Regions from separate parts of the Homo sapiens genome. Here regions 2 and 3 are each linked to region 1. A link is a contact called in ENCODE Hi-C or POLR2A ChIA-PET data. All regions are on one chromosome and are shown on one strand. Each heading gives the region's core, a stretch centred on a gene start or an enhancer-like site at or near the end of the contact. The rest is flanking DNA. Distances are from core to core; before and after follow the strand shown. Region 1 holds the start of FAM168A (family with sequence similarity 168 member A). Region 2 overlaps ARAP1 (ArfGAP with RhoGAP domain, ankyrin repeat and PH domain 1). Region 3 holds the start of PGM2L1 (phosphoglucomutase 2 like 1).

Region 1 (3,292 bases), core at 294-2,793:
CTCCTTTTAAACAATTCAAACAATATGAAAACAAAAATTACAGTCGGGCATTGTGGCTCATGCCTGTAATCCCAGCACTTTGGGAGGCTGAGGCGGGCAGGTCAGGAGGTCAAGAAATCGAGACCATCCTGGCCAATATAGTGAAACCCCATCTCTACTAAAAATACAAAAATTAGCTGGATGTGGTGGCGCGCGCCTGTAGTCCCAGCTACTCAGGAGGCTGAGGCAGGAGAATCGCTTGAACCCGGGAGGCAGAGGTTGCAGTGACCTGCGATCGCCCCCACTTTACTCCAGCCTGGCTATAGATCCAGACTCCGTCTCAAAAAACAAAAAAAACCTACGTGCAATCTGACACCCTTTCCCCCAAGATAATCATTGCTAATATTTTGGCGAACCTCTTTCCTGAAATCTCTCCATGCTTGTAGAATATTGTGTCAAACCTCACATAAATGCACTCGTGTAGACATGCTGTTGTGTAATCAACTTTTTCCCCGAAGAATAAATTGTGAATAGCTTTTCATGTCAATAGATTTATATCATTTTAAATGGCTCCTTAGTATTGCATTGTATGTATATGTCACGTCTTATTTAAGCAGCACCCTATCGATGAACATTTACTCCCTTCATAATTAACTACGTCATATAACAACTTTGTGCATTCATCTTTTCGAAATTGTTCGATCATCTTTTTAAGGTAAATTCTTAAAAGTAATGGAGCTGGGTCAAGAAGAGGATATGCCCTTTGTCGTTTGGATTCAAGTTGCCGAATCGTCCTCAAATTTGCAGGGAGACCAGCGAGGAAGCTCCGGCATTAGTTCTGGTGAGAGACAGCTGAAACGGAGATGGCGAGGGATGAACAGAATCACAGGTGATCTAGCCCATCAAGGCCCATCCTCGGTGGGCTGGCGTATTCCTTCCCTTTTGCCTCTCTTTCACTTCTTTTTCTTAACATGGAGGAAGAACCGAGAACTCCATCTCCCAGCATTTCGCAGGGACCACACTCCCTGGGAACTGTAGTACCGGGTCTGAGAAGGGTCCGGAAGGAGAATAGGAAGCTGAGGGGCATGCTGGGAGGTGTAGTCCAGAGACAGAGACGAGAGGGAGAGGGAGAGAGGGAGAGAGGGAGAGAGGGAGAGACAGAGAGTGTGTGTGTGTGTGTGGGCGGGGGGAGGGGGGTGTCTATGCAAAGAGGATGGAGACGCTGCGAGTACGGCCCCTTGGGGATGGGGCCTCGGGCGACCTGACTTTCCTCACAGGTGGTCTTTGAGTCTACAAAATTCGCCAGCGGATGGTTGGCTTTATTCCACTGTCCGTGACCGGAGAGGGCGCGGCCCCTCTGCACCGGGCTCGCGGCGGGAGGCGCAGGCCGCGCGCGGGCTAAAGCAGGGCATGCCGGGAGTTGTGGTCCCGGCGCTCTGAGGCTGTGGGACGTGTCGCGGCGCCGCGCCGGCTCCTCCTTCCCTGCCCTTCTGAGCGGTCCCCCGCCTCCTCCCTCCGCCTCCTCCTCCCTCGCCCGCAGCCGAGCGTCCCCTCCCCCCACCCGTCGGGCTCCTCGGCGGCTACTGCAGAGGATTCAGAGCCGAGTCGCTGAGGAGGAGGCTCCGGTCCCCGCGCGCCATCCGCCACCCTACTGGACACGGGCGAGAGCGTCGCCGCCGTAGCCTCCGGAGAAGACAAGGGCATCGCCGCCTCAGCCGCCGCCGCCGCCGTTTTCGCCTGCAGCTGCTCACCGGTGAGGAGACTCCCCCCGCCACAGGGTCCGCTGGTCCTGAGTCTGGGCCGGTGGCGCTGGCGAGAATGAGAGGGGAGGCTGCGGAGCCCCCGTGCAGGTTGGGGGGAGGGGGTTGAGGTCGCGATGGAACGGCGGGCTGGCGGGGGAGACTTGTCCAGGCGCTGGCCGGGGGTGGGGTGAGGGTGGGACCCAAGCAGGTTGGGGGGCGGGCGACAAGGGAGGAGGACTTTTGATGGAGAATAACCCAACCTGGGACAGGAGAGTGGGGTGGGGGCGTCGGGTTGGAATTCGGGATGGTCTTGGGGCGAGGTGGAAGATGAGACTAGGGTGGGATGGCTTTTAATGGGGGAGGGGACTGAATGAGGGTGGTGATTTGGGTTTGGCCTGGAGCAGTTGACAGCTTGGGATCTGAGCTGGGGTGAGGGGCAGGGGAATGATTTCAACGGAGAGTGAGTGGCATGTACAGGGTTGGTTAGGGCCCTGCGTAGTGTTAATTCAGAAGGGTGGAATTTGGGGTGGACCTGGGGCAGGATGATGGAGGTGGCAGGAGTTGGGGGTGAGGGGCTTGGCATGGGTTGAGACCCAAGCTTGAAGTGGGTGTTTGTCATCTGGGGCTGGTGGAATTTGTGGAGACTTATGGAATAGCATGGGTTAGGATAGAGCAGAAGAGTGCAATTTGGGGGTTTCCTGGGGTGGGCTGATGGAGGTTGGAATAGGAGTTGGTGGAGGTGGGACATTCAGTGAGGGGAGTGTGATGGTGAGCTGGCAGGAAGGGGCCACATTGGAAGTCAGGCCCGAAATGGGAGGACAGGGATGGAAATGGAGTGTGGGGCACAGTGGGTTGGATTTAGGGTGATCTTACAATCACTGGAAAGGGCATGGTGGCTCCTTGGTTGCAGAGTCAAGGCAGAGGGCACATAAAACATCACTGGGCTGCTTTCATTGAAAGGATAGCGGCAGGGGTGAGCAAAGTTGGGGGATGGTATCTTGAAGAAAATATCCCTTGGCCAAGGTGGCAGAGGGAGTTTTGGAGAAGGACTTTCGGAGATGAGCTGGTAGGCCTGGGGAGGTGGTTGCTGATGGTGAGGTGGCACAGGGGAAATTTAAGGAATGGGAGACCTGGAGCTGTTGGTATGGATGGGGCAGAGAGGATGGAGAGGGACAGTGAGCTGTGCTGGAGAGCAGGGGGGAATTGGGTTGGATTATTTTGGTGGTGAAGGATTGGGGTGGCCTCCAAGAGACACATGAGGGTTAAGGGTTGGAATACTTAAATGAACAGCCTTGGTGGCTGTGGTTGGGTGAGAGGCAGTAAGGCTGTTAGAGGGGACTTTGCAGGGGACACGGAAGAGACCTTCTCATTCTTAGGGGCCATTTTAATCTGTTCGGGTGATGTTTTTGTTTGTTTTATTTATATTAGTAAAATTTGGAAGTCAAGTCAGCCCAAAGGGTAAAGTTGAAAGGGGATTTAGTTAAGGTAGAATTAAGGAGGGGAGGGTGTCTTCTGTTATTTGTATATCATAAAAAGTAAGTTGGGGGAAAAAAGCATACTTCCAAACTAAA
Region 2 (3,292 bases), core at 272-2,771, 860 kb after region 1:
TCAGGATGTGGAGGGAGTCTAGCCCAGAGCCTGGCTACAAGCCTAGCACCCAGGGTCAGGACTAGCCAAGACCTTAGGGCTAGGGACAGGAAGTGACTGCCTGACGGCAGAGGAGTGAGCAGAAGAGCACGCTGGCCTCCAGTACACATGCGGTGGCGTGTCATGGTCATCTGGGTGCCAGGCTCTAGGAGGCAGGGAGTGACAGCTCTACTTTGTGGAGGGGAAACTGAGGCTCAGAATGTGATGTGACTTGCCCCAGGCTTCAGACAAGAAATGGTGGAGCCAGGACTGGAACCAGACTTGCCTTGCATACTGGGTGGGGAGGGGGCCCAGGCCTGGAGCCGAGGGACATTGCTGATAGACCCCCAACTCCCCACCAGCAAGCTGAGGCAGCTCTTCATTCCCCCGGCTCTGGGGTCCCACTCAGTCCTCACTGCCCTGAGGGGCTGCTCCCCATCAGCCACCAGCACTCCGGAGACCCCAGAAGACAGGCCACACCACACATGGGCCAGGACAGGAATCTCCTGGTGCCAGGGAGAGTTATAGGGCAGAGATGCGGCCTGGGGTAGGACAGGAGACCCCAGTGTGCCTTCCTGAGACTGTTATGTGGTGGCCACCAGTCCCCGAGAGATGGAAAATAGGCTGCTTGGCCCAGAGATCGGTCAGCTGCCCACTCGAAGGCTGTACCTGCTGCCTTTCCTGGCAGGGCTGGAGGGAGGTGGCTTCTGCAGAGGCGTGGGGGCCACTTCTGCACCCTCTGGGCTGGGAACCCAGCCCCCACTAGTTCCTCATATCTGCGGAAGTGCCTCTAACACTCTTGCCTGAGTGAGCGGAGCCTGGAGAAGGCCCAGGAGGGCAGCAGACCGAAGAGGCCCTATGCAGAGGTATCACCTGGTGACTGGGCCGGGGAGGGGGCCAAGGGTGGGGTATTGGGCTGTGGGGTTGTTGCACACAGTTGAATTGCTGGTAGGAGCTGTGTGTGGTGGGAAAGGGCAGATCTGAGGTGTGGCCATTGGGTGGGGTGGTAGGTGTGTGTGGCCCTGGGAGATGTGTGGCCCTTGAGGTAGTGTGAGGTGTGCATTTGTGGTACCAGTGGGGTGTGGTTTGTAGACCCAGGCCTGGCCAGAGCTGGCTGTGTATGTTCTTGGTTCCTGTTGGGGAGCTCCGAGGAGTTTCCTGAGGTCTGGATGCTGGGGTCGCTGCCCTGCCTGCCTGTGCTGGGACAGCTGGGCCCAGGGTAGGGGATGAGGCTGTATAAGGGAGGTGGTGGTGGACAAGCTGAGGCCTCAGTTAGGACCCCTAGCCTGCCTTCCTCCCCTCCTTGCTCCCCATAGGGCTAGGTCTTTCCTTGAACCCAGGGCAGAGGCCTGTGCGGAGGGGAGCTGAGGATGCAATCAGGGGAGGCGGCCTGGCCAAGAGGACTCCAGAGCTGGGTGTGGAAAGGGTTAGGACCTTTAAGGCTGCCCTGATCCAGGGCTGACTCATGCAAATCAGAATGCAAAACAGGCTCAGGGAGGCCTCAAGAGAGAGCCACACCCACACGGTCAGCAGACTATGCAGGTGACGGAGGGCCAGCCATTGAGCCTTTCTCTCTAAACATCTTCTGTTCCCACCCCACTGACATCTCCTGTCACCAAATTCACCAGGTCCTTTTCTGTCCCTGGGCTTTGCACACCCAGTCCCCTTTGCCTGGAATGGCCTCCACCTGGCCACCTCCTACTTATCCTTCAAGGCCCAAGTCAGGGGTTCCTTCTAGAAGCCTCCCTTACTTCACCAGACAGAAGCAGTCACGTCCTCTGAAGGCCCCGTGAGCTCCAGCAGGTGACCTGGTGAGTTTCTACCTCACACAGCTTCCATGACATTGACATAGAGAAGAATCACAGGCCTTAGGGTTGTTATAAGAACAAATGAGGGACTGGGTGCGGTGGCTCACGCCTGTACTCCCAGCACTTTGGGAGGCCAAGAGGGGAAGCTCGCATGAACTCAGGAGTTCGAGACCAGCCTGGGCAACGTGGCAAAACCCCATCTCTACAAAAAGTACAAATATTAGCCAGGCATGGTGCATGCCCCTGTAGTCCCAGCTACTCTGGAGAGGCTGAGGTAGGAGGATCACTTGAGCCCAGGAGGCTGAGGTTGCAGTGAGCTGAGATCACACCACTGCACTCCAGCCTGGGTGACAGAGTGACCCTGTTTCAAAAAAAAAAAAAAGAACAAATGAGATGAAGGAGAAAATCTAGCAGGGGCTGGGCACATGGTTGCCAAATGGTGTGCATTTAGGGAAAGAAGGAAGCTGGAGGGTGCCTGTCTTTGGCTAAGGCTCTGGGTCATCTTCTTGCTGGGCCGGTGAAACAGGTCACTAGTCAGTAGTGGGTAGAGATATTACCATGGAGTTGCTGGGCTGGGACAGAGAAGGGGTGATGAGATTTGAACTCTGACCTTGGGGTTGAAATGGTAGGTAGAGGACAGAAGGGCAAAAGTTTTGGTTCCAGCAAGAAGTACTCAAGCCAGACGTGAAGAAGGACTGGCTGACAAGGATTAGAGATTCCAGGCGACCCTTACCTCTGGACTGGGACTGAGTGCACCTGTGAGCCCAGCCAGGTCCTGGGCACCACTGTGGACAGCAGAGGAGATAAGAAGGGGTATGGACTCTCAGGATACTCCAGGATACATGGGGGATTGGGTGGAGGTGGACCCCCACAAAACAAGCAACCAAAGAGAGAGCAGAAGCAGTGCCGAGATATGGGGCTCAGCCTCAGAGGACTAGGAGCTTGAGGGGGCAGTCAGGGCAGACTTTTTGGAGGAGCTGGCCTGGAGCCACCTGAAGATGGGAGGATGTGGTTTACTCACTCATTGTCAGCAGACAACTTTGGGGGCTCCCTGTTTGCCAGGCCAGTGCCTACTGTGAGAAGTGACATGGAGGAAGTCATGGACAGGGCCAGCCCAGCCTGGCTGGGGGTTGGGGTATGTCACTGACAACTTGAGCAAGTCACTTCCTCCCTGTGGGTGTTTGTTTCTTCGTCTGTAAACGTCAGAGCTGGATGAAGTTGAATGACAGACCAAGGAGTGCTCGAAGGCACTGGGAACCATGGAAAGGCTTTGAGTGGGGGTGGGACTGTAGTTGGCACAGTGGAGAGACGCTGGAGGGACATGAGAGAGAAGGAGAGGCAGGATGGGGGTGTGGGGGTGCTGAAGTCTGATTGGGCCATTAGGGTGGAGAGGAGGGAAACCCCTCAGCTCTTGGCTGTGCTGTCGCAACAGGATGACACTCCCTTCTGCCAGGTCCCTGCCTTCC
Region 3 (3,292 bases), core at 534-3,033, 800 kb before region 1:
AATTCATTAACAGTTGTTGGCAGCACTTGCTATTTATCATGGGCTTTCTTTTCTTACATATATCCTGTCTCCTCAGATGTTACTTCTCGAAGTGAACAATTATATAGATTCTTGTAGCCTCAGCTCCTACCATAATGCTTAGCAGAGAGTAAATGTTTAATATGTATCATGGATAATAATGGTGATGGTAGTGGAAGATGAATTTCTCTCCAGGACACGTGACTGTTGCCCAGGCCTTGTGTGATTAAAAGAACAAGAGTCCTGCTGACTCCACAAAAGAAACAATCGTTAGCAAAAACTGCAACTCCCAACTATGGCACGTTTTTCAGAAACTGGTACCACAATCCTTTTGTACCTTGGTAGTTTGAATTTTATTATGGTAAATGGCACTTTAAAGGAAATAAAGTAATACTTTGAACTTAATATGTCTTTTATCTGTGAACCTCAAAGCAGCCTAATGCCATTTATTAAGTTACTGTACAGCCATGATGTAAATATTATCATACCTTCCTTACAAAAAAGCTGACTAGGGAAAGAGTTGTAATGTACTTGCCCAAAATCATAGCCATTCTAAGAAGGCCAAACCAAGAAACGGAGGAGTAGCTAGGTGGCTGACAGGTCAGCACTTCTCAGCATTTCCCAGACCTCAACTTAGGTGAGCTTTCCATAGGAGAGACGGCTAAGAAGTAACGGAAGACTATTTCAATTTGGGTGAACCAATTTCCTTTTCCTCCGTATTCCCATTACCATTGCTCTTGGTATCTTGTGATGCTTATACATTCTTATATTTAGGTTAAATGCCGACCATCTTCCCTCAACAACTTCCTTATCTATTTTCCAGTAATCTTGTTCTCCCTACCTCCTAGTTTACTATAGCAGCAGAGATATTAGATTGGTACAAAAGTCATTGCCGTTTTTGCCATTACTTTTAATGCCATTATTTTTAATGGCAAAAACAGCAATTACTTTTGCACCGACCTAATAAAATAACTGCCAGCTGAGGGGATCTGAAATGAGATTGGAACCCTAGTTTGACCGCTCACGAACTCGGCCTCTTAGGAGAGGTGTCTCAGGGAGTCAGTTTCTTCTTTGTGTGTGAAACGGAAAAGGACTACGCCCCTGTACCTTACTGAGGGATTGAGGCGATAGAACGCGATTCGTAAACTGCACAGCACTAAACGGATACCACTTTGTCCCCTTACTATGTCATTCCTTGTTTAATTTAATGCCAGGGCCACACAGCGCAGCATAACTAATAGGGATAGGGCGTGTCTGTAGGGAACTACCTCGAGGTAGATCTTTTTCTTTTGAGGAAAGGGGGAACGCGGAGCTGCTGGGAGTCGTAGTCTCGGCGGCGGTCTCCGCTGAGCTCAGACAAAGGAAAGAACTACAACTCCCGTGAGGCAGTGCGCGGACAGCTCGCACTGCCCCTCCTCCCCCAACCGGCGCGTGCCCCCAAGAGAAACTGGGGGCCTGCGCGCGCGCTGGGGACCTGCAGGGCAAGCGCAAAGGCAGCTTGCTAGTGGTAGCCGTGAGAGCAGATCGAGGAAAGGAGACCCTTGGCAAATTAAAAAATAAAAAGAACCGTGCACTATTGCCTCACCACCCGGACGGGCTGTAAACCCCCACTACTTCGGAGGCGTGGGGAGCGCGCTCCCGGGCTCCAGTCTAGAACTTCGGGGACTTAAATCAGCAAGGGCGGGAAGGGGCGGGGCCTAAGGCGCGGGGCGGGGCCGTAGGCGGGGCGGGCGGCGGCGGCGGCGGCGGAGCCAGGACCCAGACATCTGGGACTGTTGTTCTCTCGCGGCGCGACCGCCTCAGTCACTTCGCCCAGAGACCCGGACCTGGTCCGCTGGGGAGCAGGCGGCCATAAACCCCCTCTCTCCCGGTTCCCTGACGCCGCGGCAGGAGCTGTTACGAACACCCTGCGGTTGGTCTCCGATGCCCTTCAGTGAGGTGGGGACGCCTGGACCCTGGTGAGCGAACCCCAAGCCACCCCCCACCCCAACTCAGTGTCTTCGCCGGCCCCCGGCCCGTACGCCTGTCTGGTCGCCATGGCTGAAAACACAGAGGGGGATCTGAACTCCAACCTGCTCCACGCCCCCTACCACACCGGGGACCCTCAGCTGGACACGGCCATCGGGCAGTGGCTCCGCTGGGATAAGGTGGGTACCTGGTCAGCCCGGCAAACGCCGTCGCCTCCCCCACACAGTCTGCTCTTTCCTGTGCCCACCCAGCGCCCCGCGGGCTGCAGAGGAGATGGCTCGGGACACCGAGCGGGGGGCAGCGGAGCAGGGCGTTGCCACCCACCTATGCGTGGGGTTGCTCCTTCGGACTGCCAGAGCCGGGCGGCAACATCTGCATCGCTTCCTTCTGCAGTGCTCTCAATTGTAACCTCCCTTCCTCTTCTTTACCCTCTTTCCTTTCAAGTGCTGTCTTCCCTCTTTCTTCAAAAAAAAAAAAAAAAAAATCATCATCATTGTAAGTTATACCCTAAACAACGATTTCCTTTCCCTTTTTCTCCCTTGACTTCCTTCTCCACATACCTGAAAGTGGTTTCTGGCACCCTTACTGGGCGTTTCTAACCGCTATCCGCTTTAGTTCTGGTCTGGTGTGTTTCCTCCTTCTGTCGCTAGGTAGTTGCTGGCCTTTTATCACTCCCTGGTATTGTCTAGTATCACCTTTTGCTGTTGGGAAAGGCAAGGCGCTTACCTCTTCTTTCTCCTGCTGGCAGCTATTTTCTGGAATTAATCTGTTCAAGGAATCGTGTTTTCCAGGTTTCATGTGGTACTCTTAATACAGGATTGTTTTTGCCTTAACCATTACTTCTCTACCAACACCTCCCCACCCACCCTCCGCCCCCACCTCCAAGTTGTGGTGGTAATTAAACCTCGTGCGGGCATTTGGGATGAATTTGTGACAATCAGAATTAAAATGCAGCTATCTTACTTGTAAAAGAGGTCCCTGGTAGCTCCAACAGAGGAAGATAATCCAAGCTTTTGCTTTGTCAAGTGCGTAAAATACCTTTGTTGAAGTAGAGAAGGCAGCACATTTAAAATGGAATTAATGACACTGAATTAAGGAATTTGTATGGTAGTATGTGACATTATGTTGTACAAATGAATTTCCTTAAGGCTTCACTTTCTGAAAGTTTTGTTTTTACTTTATTCATTCATTCATTCAGCAAAAAAATATTGAATGCTGAGTGCGTGTTTTAGGTCTTGTTAGACCCAGGAAATACTTGTGAGGAAAATAGAAAGGGTTCCTGCCCTCAACAAGCCTCAGTTAGCAG

Evidence for each region. A loop is a pair of places that touch in the nucleus more often than their neighbours do. ChIA-PET counts read pairs that join two places held with the same protein, here RNA polymerase II (POLR2A). Pooled maps may share reads with other maps.
Region 2: a loop to region 1 is called in a pooled map, with 8 times the contacts of the local background. The contact joins the enhancer-like site here to the promoter of FAM168A in region 1. A Hi-C loop is called at or near these places in 7 of 50 pooled maps. POLR2A ChIA-PET finds 5 or more read pairs at or near these places in 2 of 52 experiments (B cell and OCI-LY7).
Region 3: a loop to region 1 is called in a map of CD4-positive, alpha-beta T cell, with 11 times the contacts of the local background. The contact joins the promoter of PGM2L1 here to the promoter of FAM168A in region 1. A Hi-C loop is called at or near these places in 2 of 168 maps with a recorded cell type or tissue (CD4-positive, alpha-beta T cell and CD8-positive, alpha-beta T cell), 2 of 37 single-sample maps with no recorded cell type and 14 of 50 pooled maps.

Annotation. Positions count from the first base shown.
Region 1 is chr11:73,596,363-73,599,654 of GRCh38, reverse strand. FAM168A (family with sequence similarity 168 member A) reads left to right here and starts at 1,543. Exons shown (of 8, transcript NM_015159.3): 1 at 1,543-1,732. RefSeq lists silencers at 1,100-1,329, 1,460-1,589 and an enhancer at 1,481-2,209.
Region 2 is chr11:72,736,545-72,739,836 of GRCh38, reverse strand. All of the region lies in intron 1 of ARAP1 (ArfGAP with RhoGAP domain, ankyrin repeat and PH domain 1), which reads left to right. Among named protein-coding and RNA genes, the nearest start is that of ARAP1, 14 kb to the left of the region's middle. RefSeq lists enhancers at 2,698-2,797, 2,968-3,147. Within about 2 kb of position 1,521, at least 17 of the 41 ENCODE cell types and tissues checked have a DNase peak (open chromatin) inside an H3K27ac peak, as active enhancers do; they include B cell and OCI-LY7, where a contact is called at or near this core.
Region 3 is chr11:74,396,924-74,400,215 of GRCh38, reverse strand. PGM2L1 (phosphoglucomutase 2 like 1) reads left to right here and starts at 1,783. Exons shown (of 14, transcript NM_173582.6): 1 at 1,783-2,165. The coding sequence starts at 2,055. It overlaps MIR548AL (microRNA 548al), which reads right to left and starts at 979; the gene lies at 883-979. RefSeq lists enhancers at 799-1,419, 1,319-1,688, 1,420-2,041, 3,133-3,292.